Regions from separate parts of the Homo sapiens genome. Here regions 2, 3, 4 and 5 are each linked to region 1. A link is a contact called in ENCODE Hi-C or POLR2A ChIA-PET data. All regions are on one chromosome and are shown on one strand. Each heading gives the region's core, a stretch centred on a gene start or an enhancer-like site at or near the end of the contact. The rest is flanking DNA. Distances are from core to core; before and after follow the strand shown.

Region 1 (2,700 bases), core at 128-2,627:
ATAAAGCTACTGGATAGGACATTCTGCAATATTTTCAGAAATATTTATAAAAGCTGCATTAAAACATGTAAAAATGCTTATGTTAAAAACAGTATGACTACTATTCTAGTATGACTACTATTCTAGTATGACCACTATTCTATTTAATAGCAATAGTAACATTATCATCCATAGGGGAAAATTGGAAAACAAGCAAATACAATAAAATGTCAACTGTATTTGTGTTAATGTGATGAGACTCATTGGTGTTTTTTCCTTTTCGGCCACTTTCCTACATTTTCCCCAGTTTTCTCTAATGATAAACATTCTTTTTATTTCTCTTAAAAAAAAACACCATGCGGACTTTTCTAAGTGTTACTTTGCCATACGTACGTGGCAGGGGAGTTATAAGGAGTAAATGAGCAAATACACGCAAATTACCCAGCACGGTGCCTGGCATAAAATCGGCGCTCAATGAGTACGAAGCGTGAAGGGTCGCCGGCCCCGCGTCCCCGCCTTGCAGGAGCCCGGACCCGCCGAGCAGGCTCCCGGTCCGGCCCGGCCCGGCCCGGAGGCCGATGCTTCGCGGTAGTGCCCTCGCGGGTCCTGCGGACTCGGCGCCCGCGGGGCCCACAGCGCTGCCCAGCCTGTGGACGTGGAGCCCGGGCCGCACCGCCGCACACGCCCCGGGCATCTCTGCGCTACGTCGCGCGCCCCCACGGCTCCGCCCCGTGGCGTAACCCGGGGCGGGGCCGCCACCTCCGATTGGCCGGCGCGCTGTCACCACGTCGCGGGAAGCTGGCAGGGTGTGTGTCTGTGTGCGTGTGGGGTTTGCTTTGTCATTCGTACCCCCGGTGCGCGCTGACGCGGTCGGCCTGGCCGAGCTCTCCAGCATCCGCAGAAGGGTCCCCGGCGCTGTTCCTGGGATGCTCCCTTACATAATGACGCGACTGGCTGAAGCGCACGTCAGCGCAGACACCGCACATGCCGCAAACCCGGGCCTTCCGATTTCATACATTGCTAGACGAGAGCCTACAATGCCATGCCGTACGGTATGCTCTAGTAGGGATTACAATACAATGAAACGCAACCCAATAATAATAAAGCATACCTTCGCAACAAGGCGTAATATAGGATGTTATATTTATAGGGCCTATTTATAAGCCTCTATTTAAATCTTTTCTGATAGGCTCAGCCGGGGACCCAGACACTATAATGATTGGCGCATTCTTCCGTCCTTCAAAGGGGCGGGTTCTAGAGTCAGTTTTGCCTCAGCGGGCCCTGGGATTGGCCGACAGCGGTTTACCGGTGGCTTCTATTGGCCTCCCGGGCCGTCCGTCGGAGCCGAGGAGGCGGGGCAGGCGGCTGGCTGGTGCTGGGCGGGCGGGCCCCGGAATTGTCATTTCTTTGTTTCCGAAGGCGGAGGAGGCTCCGAGCCCCCCCTCCCCGTGCTACCCCCTCCCCCCGGGTGCTGGCTCCATGTCTGTGTGACCGGCCTCAGGGGTAGAGTCCAGGCCCGACGCGGGGCGGGCCAGCGGCGGCGGCAGCTGAGGTGAGAGACGGCGGCGGCGGCGCGGGCACCCGGCCCCCCAGCGGGAGGATGAAGCGGCGGAACGCCGACTGCAGTAAGCTCCGCCGCCCCCTAAAGCGGAACCGGATCACCGAGGGCATTTACGGCAGGTGAGCGGCTGCACCCCCACTCCGCGGGCGCGGGCCCTGCGGTCCCCCTCCAGCTCCGAGGGGCCTGGCCCCGTTATGTAACCCCGAGTAGGCCGCACGCCCGCGCCGGGGGCTCTCCTAAGGAGCGCTGGCCCCGGAGCCGCTGGCCCGCCCGCCGGGGTCCGCCCCGGGTGCGCGGGGCGTGGCGAGGGTCGGCCCGGCCGGGCGGGCAGGGCGCGGCGGGCGCTGGCTGAGGGAGCCGCCGCGCCGCCGTTGGAAGCGCCGGGCCCGCCGGGGGGAGGGGCGGAGAGCCCCCAACCAGCCCGGCGTTCCTCAGCATCCCGGCCATGCCGCTGGGCCGGGAGGGCCGCTTCCGGGACCTCTGACTGGCCGCCGCTGGCCCCCGAGCCCCCCGGTGGCCTGGGGGCTTGCCGGCCGGAGCCAGGAGGCGCGTGGACCACAGCGCGGGGGGGTGGGGGAGGCTGACAAAGTTGAGAGCCCACTGTGGCCCCTCGTTCCCCCAAGCTGCCAGCATACTGGCCTGGGGCCATGCTGTCACTTCTTTCACCTTCTGCTTCCCATATGGGATCTCAAACTTGGCACCCAGGGCTGAAGCTGATACCCCCAAATCATGCCCTGTGGCCCTGCTCCAGATTCGGAAGGGTCTGATGACCAGTTTTTCAGCAAATATTGTTTTGACAATTCCAAGCAGATAGCTTGCTTTGAACGTTTTTAAAAAGGGATTTTCTCCAAACTCTTTTTTTTTTTTTTCATCCGCAAGAAAAGCAGTGTCCCTTTAAATAGAAATTGAATTCAGTCCACCGGTAGAGAAAGACAACAGGTTCATGGGGCAACTTACTATCATAGCTTCCCCAAGTCGATTTGTGTACGACTGTTATTTTCTGGTTCTTCTCAGAATGTTACTTGTAAATGGTATTTGCCTTGATACAGATTTCGGTGGAGAAGTAATTAGTTTACAAAGAAGAATTCTCAGCATGTGGATGTAGGCTTAATTGAGTCCTCATGGTGTTTTACAATTAGCTTCTCTAGCTGTGGGATTTC
Region 2 (2,700 bases), core at 27-2,526, 430 kb after region 1:
ATAAATAATAATAATAAAATGATCAAATTTCTTATCTATAAAACCAGGATAATGACAAAATCTACTTTACTGAATTTTGGTGAGTACCTGCCATTGATAAAGTGTATAAAGTCTCGGCAAAATGCCTGACACATAGAAAGCACTCAATAAAGGTTAGGTATTGTTGTTATTATTTATACACCTCTTTTCTTCCCTATAAGACTGTGAGCAACCTGAGAGCAAGAATCTTGCCCCTAGTGTCTGTTTTGAGCCTGTTTTCCGTATGTAAAATGGGTATCATTACACTATCTACCATATAGAATTGTACCAAACAAGGTAACATACCTAAAACACTTAGCACCAGCATAAAATGCTCAATAAACATGAATGATTATTATGTCGCACTTTTGTTTCTTTACAGTGACTGAAGAGCATCTTGCCTAGGTGACAGACCTGAATGTGATTTCCAGCTCCTTCTAGTTAGGCGGGCCTAGGTTAGTTACTGAACCTCAGTTTCCTCATTCCCAGCAAGAATGACGACACATATAACGCATATTCAGTATCTAATGCAGTATCCGGCACCCAGTGACTGCTCAGTACATAGGAGGCCAGCTCCCCTTCCCATAGCTTCTACTTTTCCCCTCAAAGTTACCGGTTCTGGGCAGGTAGTTGGCCTGCAACTTGGCAAATTGGGTGGAAACAGACCCCGGGGTGAGAATTTCCCCAATTTGCATTCGCATCCATCTCCCAATGCTCCAGCCTCTACTAGGACGTCTCGCAGGGACTGTGGCCTCCTAGGGAGCCTGGTCAGTTCAACTGCTCCGAGCGAACTTTCCCTCCGCCTCTCCCACACCTGAACCTTCGCCGCCCCTCCCTGCGCACCGCTCCTCCAGACCCCCCAACAGCACGCTCTTTCCTTCCGTCCCTCCCATCCTCCCCAAGCCCCGTTTTTCAACCTTCTTCAGACCACAATCCCTCTCGCCTGTGAATCCCCAACGCTGTTCCCTTCTCTGTCCCCGACTTCGCTTTCATCATCTCCAGGTGTCCCCCAAACTCCTCCCGTCTTACGCCTCCAGGCCCTACCTGGTTCCCAACGCCCTCTCATCCCCCAGCGTCCCACCTGCACTTTCCGCCTCTTCAGCGCCGCCGCGTCCAGCCACACGCCGCAGGCCTCCTCCTCGGGGCCTGTCCGCCTCATGGCCGCTGAGGAGACGAAGCCGGCAGGACGCCGGCGCAGGCTCCCGGCGCCTCAGGGAACGCCAGAACCGCGGCCGCCGACGTTCGGATCTCGCGCCAACGCTGGGGGCGGGGCTACGTCGCGACCGCCCCGGGCGCCAGCCCCGCCCCGGCAAGGCCCTGGCCCCCTTCGCTGTGCCCCGCCCACGCACTAACTTTCGCGGCCGGTCCCTTGAGTGCGTGCGGCATATTTCCCTGCGCGGAGGAGTGCGTGTTCTTTCTGATCCGCTCTTTCAAGAGCGGATTCGGAAGCTGCTGTGTGAACGGTTCTCGACAGCCTCAGAAATGTACATTTTCTTTTTGCTGTATTGAAAATTTCTTACAGTATTTCCCGGGCTTAGGAATTTGTTCGTGTCATCGCTGAATCTTCGCGATCACCCCCAGAAGGAAGTGGCTGAGCCGAGATCAGGCCCGTCGACTCCAGACCAGGGGTCCTCGACCTAAGTGGTTACCAGACACTCGAGTGTGCGAACAACTTTGGTAATTTTTTTTTTTTAATGTAAGCGTAACTACGAAGCCACATGGGAGAGGATTTTGAAGAGGTTAAAATTTGGGGTCAGGAACTAGATTTCAGTCCTGCTTTCACCGTTTACTGTGCCTTGGATTTTAAAGAGGATCAAATGAGGTTGTGAAAGTACTTTGTGAATTCAGAAAACCCCTTGGAAATGCAAAAATGTTGGCACCCCCACCCATCCTTCCGTCCCTAACCACAATCTCCATAGATGGAATATATGTACATTATACGTAATGTTTACATATTGTATATGTAAAAAAAATTTTTTTTTGAGACGGAGTCTCACTGTCGCCCAGGCTGGAGTGCAGTGGCGCTATCTCGGCTCACTGCAGCCCCGCCTCCTGGGTTCAAGCGGTTCTTCTGTCTCAGCCTCCCTAGTAGCTGGAAGTACAGGCGCACGCCACCACACCCAGCTAATTTTTGTATTTTTAGTAGAGACGGGGTTTCACCATTGGCCAGGCTGGTCTCGAACTCCTGACCTCGTGATACGCCTGCCTCAGCCTCCCAAAGTGCTGGGATTACAGGCATGAGCCACCGCGCCCGGCCAAAAATTTTGTAATTTTTTTTTTTTGGTGGAGGGAGGATAGAAGCTCAGCCACCTCTTGCCCAGTCTGCAGCAGGTCAGCCAGGAACCTCAACCATCTCTGCAGCCAGAGCCTGTCTTCATGGTGGACAGAGCCATCTCGCTTTGTCACCCAGGCTCGGGTACAGTGGCACAGTCTCAGCTCACTGCAGCCTCAACCTCTTGGGCTCAAGCGATCCTGCCACCTCAGCCTCCCAAGTAGCTGGGACTACAGGTGTGTGCCACCACGCCTGGCTAATTTTTGTATTTTTAGTAGAGATGGGTTTTCGCCATGTTGGCCAGACTGGTCTCAACTTCCTGCCCTCAGGTGATATGCCTGCCTCAGCCTCCCAAAGTGCTGGGATTACAAGCGTGAGTCACCATGCCTGGCCTATATCAAAATATTTAT
Region 3 (2,700 bases), core at 179-2,678, 500 kb before region 1:
GCCCTTCCTGCCCTGCCCTTTTCTCACGGCAGCTGTGAGAGGTTTAGGGGAAAACCGAGGCGTTTTCGTTTCATCTCGCTGCCCCCTTAAAAAAATGAAAATGAAACAGTCGCCTACTCCCTGGCATAAAGAAAAAGGTCCTCTAAATGGCTGGGGGCTGCCAGGGTTAGGGGTCCCCCAATCTCAACTCGCCATTCGGGACGCATAATATCCCCGAGCAAACGTCTGGAGAGCAGTGCCCCGATCCCGGCCTAGCGCCGTCCGGTAAAATTTCGGAAGCCCGAGGGTGTGAGCAGGAAGCTTTTGCGAAGCGGCGCGGGAGGAGGGGTGCTGGAGGCGGAGGGTAGGCCCTTTCACCGTTCGCACCCCACCCGCGGTGTCCTTGCCCCTGTCCCGGGATCCTCTTCTCCGTTACCCGCAGGGCTGTATCTGAGCGATCCGGGTTAGGGGGGCGCAAAACCCCATCCGCCCATTTCCGCACCAACGTCTCTACGCAAGGCGCCCCAAAACCCAGGTGGAGCGGGGCAACCCCGTTAAAAGTCATTCCTGCAGGGCGCATCCAAAACGGAACGCCGAGGTCCCGGAGCCGAGCGCGCAGCCAGACTGAACCGGGTGCCCGGGTGTCGCCGCGGCGTCTCGGGCACCTCCCATCCCCACTGCTCCCGAGGCTCTGGCTCCCGCAGCTCAGACGCCCGGAGCCCCAGGGCCGGCGCCCTCCCGCCCCGGGTCCCGCACTCACCTTGAAGGCGACGGGCAGCGTCTTGTTGCAGCGCCAGTGCGAGGGCAGCACGGAGCAGAGGAAGTTGGGGCTGTCGGTGCGCACGAGCTCGCCTGCGTGGTCCGCCAGCACGTCCACCATCGAGCGCACCTCGGGCCGGGCGCGCCCTCCGGGCCCCACGGCCGCCTGCGCGCTCAGCGCGCCGCTGTTCTCGCCCATCTTGCCGCCGCCGCCGCCGCAGGGGAAGGCCGGGGAGGGAGGTGTGAAGCGGCGGCTGGTGCTTGGGTCTACGGGAATACGCATAACAGCGGCCGTCAGGGCGCCGGGCAGGCGGAGACGGCGCGGCTTCCCCCGGGGGCGGCCGGCGCGGGCGCCTCCTCGGCCGCCGCTGCCGCGAGAAGCGGGAAAGCAGAAGCGGCGGGGCCCGGGCCTCAGGGCGCAGGGGGCGGCGCCCGGCCACTACTCGCCAGGGCCCGCCCGCTGCGAGGCCTCGCTGGCCCGACGGCCGCCCGCAGCCTGCCCGGCTAGTCCCGCATCCTCGGCGCGCGGCCCCGCGTGCGGCCGCCCCTCGTGGCTGTCCCGGCTGCCTGGGCCGCGGCGGGGCCCGCGCGGGGCTGTGCCGCTGCCGCCGCCTCCCGCCCCGAAGCTCGCCCGCGGCCGCCCCGACTCCGCGGCCGCAGCCCCAGAACAAATCCTCCAGAATCAAGTGGCGGGGCCGCGGCCGCCCGCGCGGGGTTAGTACCCCCGGGGCCCGCGGGGCGGGGCTGGCGGAGCGACGCGTCGCACAGCCAATCGGCGGAGCCCCCATCGCGGGCACCTCGGTGGCGTTCGCGGGGAGGAACGGGGCCTGCCGGAGGCCGCCCAACGGGGAGGGGCGGAAGGCGCCACCCCGCGGAGGAGGCCCCAGTGCCACAGCCCAGGGCCCCCGAGAGCTCTGGGAGCCCGGGGCAAATGCTAGAAATTTGCTTAGAACGTCCGGGTCCCACGGAAGGCGCCCTTGCCGCCCTCTCTCGGGTCGTAGCTCCCTGACGCTGGGGCGCAACCCCTTCGCTCCTCCTCCCCGCTGGCCGCGGCCGGGCTTCCCCAGCTCTTGCTGCTTCGGGCCTGTGACTTCTGCAACCCCGGGCTGGGGGCCGCGGGGTCTCAGGGCCGGTGACGCCGCACTGGGAGCCGCCCCAAAGAGGTTACTCACCTCCCTCGTCCCGCACATTATTCTGACCCAAGAGCCTCCACCCCACACGGGATTTTGCGCGTCGTCCACGCCCGGCCGGCGGCCTTTGCTGCTCCCAGCCCTGCGCGGCTTTGGTCCCAGCCTCGGTGGCCCCTGTGCCAAACCGGGGACAGGCGGAAGGGAGTCTCCTAGGGACCCTAAGTAGCCTGGGGCCAACAACCCCTTTCCTCTCTGCTCTCCCCTCAAAACAAGTTTCAGGATCTTGCAGGCCTCGCGGCGTCGTTCTTCGTTGTGGCGGCCTGTGGCTCTTTGAAAAACACGACGAGGCCTGCAAAATGCGTTTTTCTTTTTTTCCTTTACGCATGTAACCACGGTCCTGCATCGTGAAACGGTACGCGCGTCGGTGGCAAAAGAAAAACAGCAGTGGCTGCAAAGCTAAGGGCCCTCGCTTTCAGAGGAGAGAATTTTCTTTCTCCATGCGGGTGGAAAGTGGCCTCTGCGGGTCCAACCCCACTTCTTCTTGGGCCCGTGCGCTCCGGCTGCGCCGCAGGGACCGCGGACAGCTTCGCCAAGGCACTGCCTGCCCGCCCGGCTCCGGGTCCCCGCTCCCACTCCCAGCCGCGTGGCCCAACCTCTCCTGGGCTTCACTGCAAATCACCCCTTCCTCTCCCGCCTCCTAAGTCTGTCGAGCAGACCTAGGGGCCGGCTACAGTTGGGAGGGCAACGGGAAAGATCAAGCCACAATCATTCCGAATTATCGCCCCAGACACCTCCCTAGACTCTGGGGAACGAACGCGTGCTGAGCCTCCCC
Region 4 (2,786 bases), core at 160-2,659, 390 kb before region 1:
CCAGGTGTGGCCAAATCAGGAGATGCTGTAACCACTGAGCTGCCAGCCCTGTCAAGCAGGATGCTGGGCAGAGGGGACACATCAGTTCCCTCCATCTCCCATGCCAGACCTGGCAAGTCTGGGCAACCCAACCCAAAGCCTCCCCACTGTTCCAACAGCCTGGGGGACTTAGCTGATCTAACATCCACCCATTCCCATTTAACAGATGGAAAAACTGAGCCCAGAGTGGGGCCAGGACATACCCAACATCATAGCGCAGATGAAGACACAGCCAGGACCAGAACTCAAATCTCCTACACCAGTGGGCTTCCCCCCTGAGCCTGAACATGGAGTCACCACTGGCTCAGTGATTACTGAGTGGAAAGGGATTCGAGACGGCAGAGCACTGTGCAGAGATAGCTGGGCATGAGGGGAGAGAATGCAAGCCTCAGCTGGGAATCGGGACTCTTGGATTCTCATCTTCTCAGATTGACTTAATTCACCACTTCAGAGAGGTCTGTGCGTTCACTTGTTCATTGATTCATTTATTCAACAAATGTCTTCTTAGGTAACCTCTCTGGACCTCAGTCTCCTGATCTGTAAATGGGCAGAATGCCTTTCCCAGGATGGTTGTGGAAACAAATGAGAAAACAAATGGGCAACTTCTGGTGACTGCGCACAGGTGCATGCGTGGTTGCAGCAGATGGCAGTGCCGCCCGCGTGCCTTGGTTATTCCTGTGGCTCATGCCCATGGGAAAGCTTCCAACCACAGCACCTGCAACTCCCCCTGCCCCACAACAATGTTCTCTGGTCAGTGGTTGGGGGCAAGCCAGAGTCCTGGGAGTTAGCACACACCTAGGAGTGACCCTCAAGCAATGTTGGAACAGAGCCGAGGAATACACACTCAGCTCCCTCCCCGCTCAGCTGGGGTCACTCAGGTGTGTTCTACGCTGTCTTCCCAGGGTCCCCAGTGGGATGGAGCCCCGGTTGCCCACAGCTATAACTTGCTGGCTAATGCATATTCCTCCCTGGTTTCTTCCCCACCCCCTTACAGGTACTCCTTGGGATCATAAATGAACTACCTGCAACTCACATCCTAGTGTGAGTTGCAGGGTCTGCTTTCAGATCAGCCCAAACTCAGGTATGAACACATCGCATGTCATCTCATCTCACCTTCACAACACCCCTGGGAGGTGGGCCTGCTGCCCCACTCTACAGAAACAAATGCTCAGAAAGCTTAAGGTCATTGTCAAGAATATGGCAGATCTGGAATTTCTCCCCAGGACTGTCTGTCTCCAGAGCCAACACTCAACTATCACGTTATGCATCATCCCACCTCACCCCCAGGGACCTCCCTCATAATGGAAGCAGCAGCAAAGACTTCATAATGAACAGCACCAGGTAAGTGCTTGTGGAGATGAGAGAACTGCAACATTGCCTGTTGTCCTGCAGGCAGTAGTCCCGCAGCAAGCCAGCATGCTTTCCTGGGGACATGATACCTGAGCTGGGCGTTTAAGGATGCACTGGAGTTGTCCAGGTGGTGAATAAGAGAATGCACTCCAGGCAGAAGGAAGAGCAGGTGCAAAGGCTTAGAGACACGAAAGAGGGTGTTGTATTTAAGGAATGCCGGAAAGCAATGAAGGTGTGTGGGGTGTGATGCCTTCAGGAGAGGGTGGGAACCTTTGCTCTAGAAGTAGGCCTGCATTGCCCCTGGTGGGCTGGGCACCACCCTGCTCAGAAGGCTTCAATCAGGCACAGGTGTGGTCAGATGTGTGGCTCTGGTGGCAGTGTGGAGCAGATCATGCTTGATACATAGTATATGCTCAATACAGATGTAGTCTTAACTATTAATTTTTTATTTTATTATTTCAATTTTGTATCTAGTTTGTTTTTGTTTTTGTTTTAAGACTTCTGTACCCCCAATGTCATGAATAATTACTTTCTTCTAAAAATTTTAAATTTTGCTCTTTCCCATTCAGGGCTTTGGGTCATCTGAAATGTACGTTATGTTTGGTGTGAGGTAGGAATAGCATTTTATCTCTTCTGTGTGAAGAGCCAGTTAGCCTAGCACCATTTCTTTATTAAATAGGTTGCTCTGTAAATGCTGACGTCTTCCACGTTCGAAGTGCCCATTTATAAGTGGGTGCGTTCAGAGGTTCTCTCTTCCATTTTTTGAACATCCTCCTTGAATCACTACACTTTATAATAAGCCATCGTCTCTAAAAAGACAAGGCTTTCTTAATATTCTTCTTCAAATTTGAGTTGGTGTATTAGTGCTACGGGATCTTTGGGGTGTCACTTTTCTGGCCGGAAACCTCTGTGTGGCTGCTGCAGTGGGGCAGGCAGCTCCAGGTGCCAGCACCAGTGCCAGCTTTCTGTGAGTCTGTGGTTGGACCAGGTGCATTGCAAGCAGCATCCACAGCTGGCACTGGGAACATAGTGGCACCTGGAAGCTTGGAGATGCCAGGAACCACAGGGACCCAAGGAGGGAGTCATAGGTCTGGCTCAGGGAGCACCCAGGCCTGAGCTCCCTGAAGGGCTGCAGCTCCTCTCTCCTCTTTGCCTGTGGCATGGCGAGCAAGGGACATATCTCAGCCCTGTTTGTGTTACAGCTCTTTAGCCTTGCCATTCATCAGGTCCTGAGTTCTTGTCCTGCAATCCAGAATAATGAAGTATGCAGACAAGTGGAGGGTGAGCAAAAGGAAGAGGAGCTTTACTGAGCAATAGCGCAGCTCAGAGGAGACCTGCCATGGGTAGCTCCTTTCTGCAGCCAGAGTGTCTCGATGAGTGTTCAGCTCCTAGCAGAG
Region 5 (2,700 bases), core at 79-2,578, 480 kb before region 1:
TTGGAGACCAGGTCTTGCTCTGTCGCCCAAGCTAGAGTGCAGTGGCACGATCATAGTTCACTGCAGCCTTCACCTCTTGAGCTCAAGTTATCCTCCTGCCTCAGCCTCCCAAAGTGTTGGGATTACAGGCGGGAGCCGCCATGCCCCAGCCTATTGATATTCTTGTTGAGGTTCTCAGACATATCTGCATGGCCTCACACATGGAGGAAAGAGACCCACAGAGGCAAAAACAAGACATGGGGTAAAAATAGACTGGAAGGAAACACACCGAATGATAGTGGTTTTTTCTGGGTGTTGAGATTACCGAGCTTATTTTTAAATTTCTTAGATCCTTCAGGTGTTCTACAACGTAAAATGCAGACAGGGTGGGGACGTTGGTTGGAGTCATGTTTTCCCTAATGTTCTTACTGGTTCTAAAATCTTCAAGCTATGCTCTCACCCAAGGCTTCACTTATTATTATTTTAACACTGTGGATTCATAAAGAATGGAAGCCCACACAAGTCCAGGGAAGGAAGGAAAGGCAGACAGAGGCTTATTTTCAGGCCTGGGCAGTTGCACAGGGTCCCTTGCTTAGAAGGGCCTCATGCTTGGTTTCGTGTTCTGTGGTCGCTGTCCTGAAATTCTTACTGATTTTTGAACAAGGGATCCTGTATTTTCATTTTGCACTGTGCCCTGAAAATCATGCCGCCGTCACTAGCCCTGGGATTCTCCCCAGGACAGGTTTCCCTTCAGCTGCTCTAAGCCTTCGCCCTTGTCCTTGTCCAACCACGGACGTGGCCATCCACGGAGCCCTCTACGTGCCTCAGAGCAAGTGTGCTTCGGCTGCTCAGGTGTGTGTCTAGAGACTGATAAAAACAGGGCTCGTGAGTGGGTGCGGGAGGCCCCTGTGGTCTCTGTTCACACACGTACCTACCCTCAAGGCCATGTCTACACTGGCCTATTTCAGAGAACCGCCCTGTGCATCATGGGATGCTTTGCCCCACATCACGGCCCAGCTTGGTTCAGTCCTGGAGCCCTGTGTCCTGAAGCCATGACCAACCCCAGGCCTGGCCCACCTTCTTCCTCAGTCTCCTCTCCCTCAAGCCCTCCACAGGACCCATAAACCTTCCATCTCCATGTAATCCTTTTGTGTGATCCTTCTTCCATACCTTTGCCCATGCTGTTCACTCTGCTTGTACCAGCAAGGTTCCTTCCTCCCCAGATCTGCCCTTTCTAGACCCATCTCAGATTCCACCCTTTCTAGAAAGACTTCAGGAAGTATTTGAGAAGGGCCTGAAGATGCTGTGGTTGCATAGAGGAGGATATGAATCACCTCGCTTAGAGGTATCGGGGAGGGCTCCATGGAGGTGGTGCCCTCAGGCCAAGGAAGAGAAGATATCTTCCGGGCAGAAGGGAGAGTTTGACGGGCTGGTTTGATGTCAGACAGACCACAGGATGACTCAAGGTCCTCTTTCCTCTTCTTAAACATTAGTTGCAGCAAGTCCCACCATCTGCCTGAGTCTGTTTTCATCTCCACAATGGAGGTGGTGATGCCCAGCACACGGAGCTGTGATGAGGATTTAATGGGGAATCCAGAGCATTTATGGAAGTGCCAGGAGGCCAAGATTCTGCATAGGTAGGAAGGACCTAAGCCAGAGGGGTGTGGGTGGCCAGAGGAGAGAGCCTACCTTAGTAGGGCTTGGTAGGCTAAGGTCTGGGCTGAATCTCGAGGCTCTGGAGCTTAGAACAGCATCTGCAACTCCCTGGCTGTCGGGGTTCAGGCAAGGACTGCCTCCTCTCTGAGTGTCAGTTTCCCCATCTATAAATGGAAAGCTGGGACACTGAAAAACACTGGGGGGGAGGGTGGTTCCTGAGGCAGTCTCTCTCCACACATCACAGGAATGTGGCGCCCCAGGGAGAAGGCATCTTTGTCCATTGTGTTCACTTCTGCATCTCCAGTGCCCAGAACAGTGCTTGCATGCAGTAGATGCTCAATAAATGTTCATTGAATGAATCAGCAGCAACCAATTCGCCCACCTCACATCCTAAGTCCGCTGGGGACGTAGGCCCACCTCTCCAGGGAAACTGTCTGCAGATTGGGACCACACCTCAGGTCACAAGCATTTCCTGAGCACCTACTGTATGCATGGCTCTGCGCAGCCCGGGGCAGACCCTTGCTCCACAGCCCGACAGGGCAGAGCCAAGGAGGCAGGTGACAGACACAGTGATTTGGGAAGAAGAACAGAGAGCAGGGTGGCCAGCAGGGCCTTGCCTGGGTGGGAGCAGGCCGTTCCCAGGCTGGAGCTCAGGCTGATGGGAGCCCCAGCTTGCCTGTTCCTGGGAGGGTGGGACTGCCTCTTCCTCTTTCTTTCTCTGAAAACAAAAATTGTTTTCCCTTAAATTTACAAGTATTAAAAGTTTGGAAAATACACAATAATCAAAAGAATATAAAATAAAGGTTACCTGCCATCATGGCGGACCACACAGTATTAACTACTATGGACTTTTCAGTGTTTCCCTCTAGTCTTTTTTCTGAGGTGGCTTTGCTCTCAGAGGTGGCTTTCTCTCCCCCTGGGAAGGGATATAGCTGCTCTGTAGGAGATGTGGGGGCACCAGGCTCTCTCCATGGGCTCTTTATCACTTCTGACTTGGAGGTCCTTTCTCCACCCCCCCTGGACCTAGCACCTCTTCCCGAGACACAGGGGTGCGAAGAGCTGGGG

What was found. A loop is a pair of places that touch in the nucleus more often than their neighbours do. ChIA-PET counts read pairs that join two places held with the same protein, here RNA polymerase II (POLR2A). Pooled maps may share reads with other maps.
Region 2: a pooled map shows a loop between it and region 1 (12-fold over the local background). The contact joins the promoter of AUNIP here to the promoter of MACO1 in region 1. A Hi-C loop is called at or near these places in 3 of 37 single-sample maps with no recorded cell type and 11 of 50 pooled maps. POLR2A ChIA-PET finds 5 or more read pairs at or near these places in 2 of 52 experiments (K562 and activated T-cell).
Region 3: a pooled map shows a loop between it and region 1 (13-fold over the local background). The contact joins the promoter of RUNX3 here to the promoter of MACO1 in region 1. A Hi-C loop is called at or near these places in 3 of 37 single-sample maps with no recorded cell type and 7 of 50 pooled maps. POLR2A ChIA-PET finds 5 or more read pairs at or near these places in 4 of 52 experiments (CD4-positive, alpha-beta T cell, CD8-positive, alpha-beta memory T cell, GM12878 and 1 more).
Region 4: a loop to region 1 is called in a map with no recorded cell type, with 5 times the contacts of the local background. The contact joins the promoter of LINC02793 here to the promoter of MACO1 in region 1. A Hi-C loop is called at or near these places in 5 of 37 single-sample maps with no recorded cell type and 10 of 50 pooled maps.
Region 5: a pooled map shows a loop between it and region 1 (4-fold over the local background). The contact joins the enhancer-like site here to the promoter of MACO1 in region 1. A Hi-C loop is called at or near these places in 3 of 37 single-sample maps with no recorded cell type and 5 of 50 pooled maps. POLR2A ChIA-PET finds 5 or more read pairs at or near these places in 3 of 52 experiments (GM10248, activated naive CD4-positive, alpha-beta T cell and naive thymus-derived CD4-positive, alpha-beta T cell).

The regions. Positions count from the first base shown.
Region 1 is chr1:25,429,520-25,432,219 of GRCh38, forward strand. MACO1 (macoilin 1) reads left to right here and starts at 1,378. Exons shown (of 11, transcript NM_018202.6): 1 at 1,378-1,659. The coding sequence starts at 1,580. It also overlaps a transcript of RHCE not described here. RefSeq lists silencers at 404-843, 1,234-1,893.
Region 2 is chr1:25,858,181-25,860,880 of GRCh38, forward strand. AUNIP (aurora kinase A and ninein interacting protein) reads right to left here and starts at 1,277. Exons shown (of 3, transcript NM_024037.3): 1 at 1,100-1,277. The coding sequence starts at 1,177. RefSeq lists enhancers at 932-1,557, 1,455-1,684, 1,558-2,183 and silencers at 1,175-1,434, 2,035-2,094.
Region 3 is chr1:24,928,848-24,931,547 of GRCh38, forward strand. It overlaps RUNX3 (RUNX family transcription factor 3), which reads right to left and starts at 1,429. Exons shown (of 5, transcript NM_004350.3): 1 at 740-1,429. The coding sequence starts at 1,021. It overlaps RUNX3-AS1 (RUNX3 antisense RNA 1), which reads left to right and starts at 1,610. Exons shown (of 4, transcript NR_183341.1): 1 at 1,610-2,700. RefSeq lists enhancers at 1-369, 18-197, 370-1,103, 2,543-2,700 and silencers at 668-1,107, 1,308-1,777.
Region 4 is chr1:25,039,758-25,042,543 of GRCh38, forward strand. It overlaps LINC02793 (long intergenic non-protein coding RNA 2793), which reads left to right and starts at 1,410. Exons shown (of 3, transcript XR_947090.3): 1 at 1,410-1,621.
Region 5 is chr1:24,953,928-24,956,627 of GRCh38, forward strand. All of the region lies in intron 1 of RUNX3-AS1 (RUNX3 antisense RNA 1), which reads left to right. It also overlaps a transcript of RUNX3 not described here. Among named protein-coding and RNA genes, the nearest start is that of RUNX3-AS1, 25 kb to the left of the region's middle. RefSeq lists a silencer at 290-349 and enhancers at 846-2,045, 1,087-1,266, 1,307-1,456, 1,497-1,546. Within about 2 kb of position 1,329, at least 5 of the 41 ENCODE cell types and tissues checked have a DNase peak (open chromatin) inside an H3K27ac peak, as active enhancers do.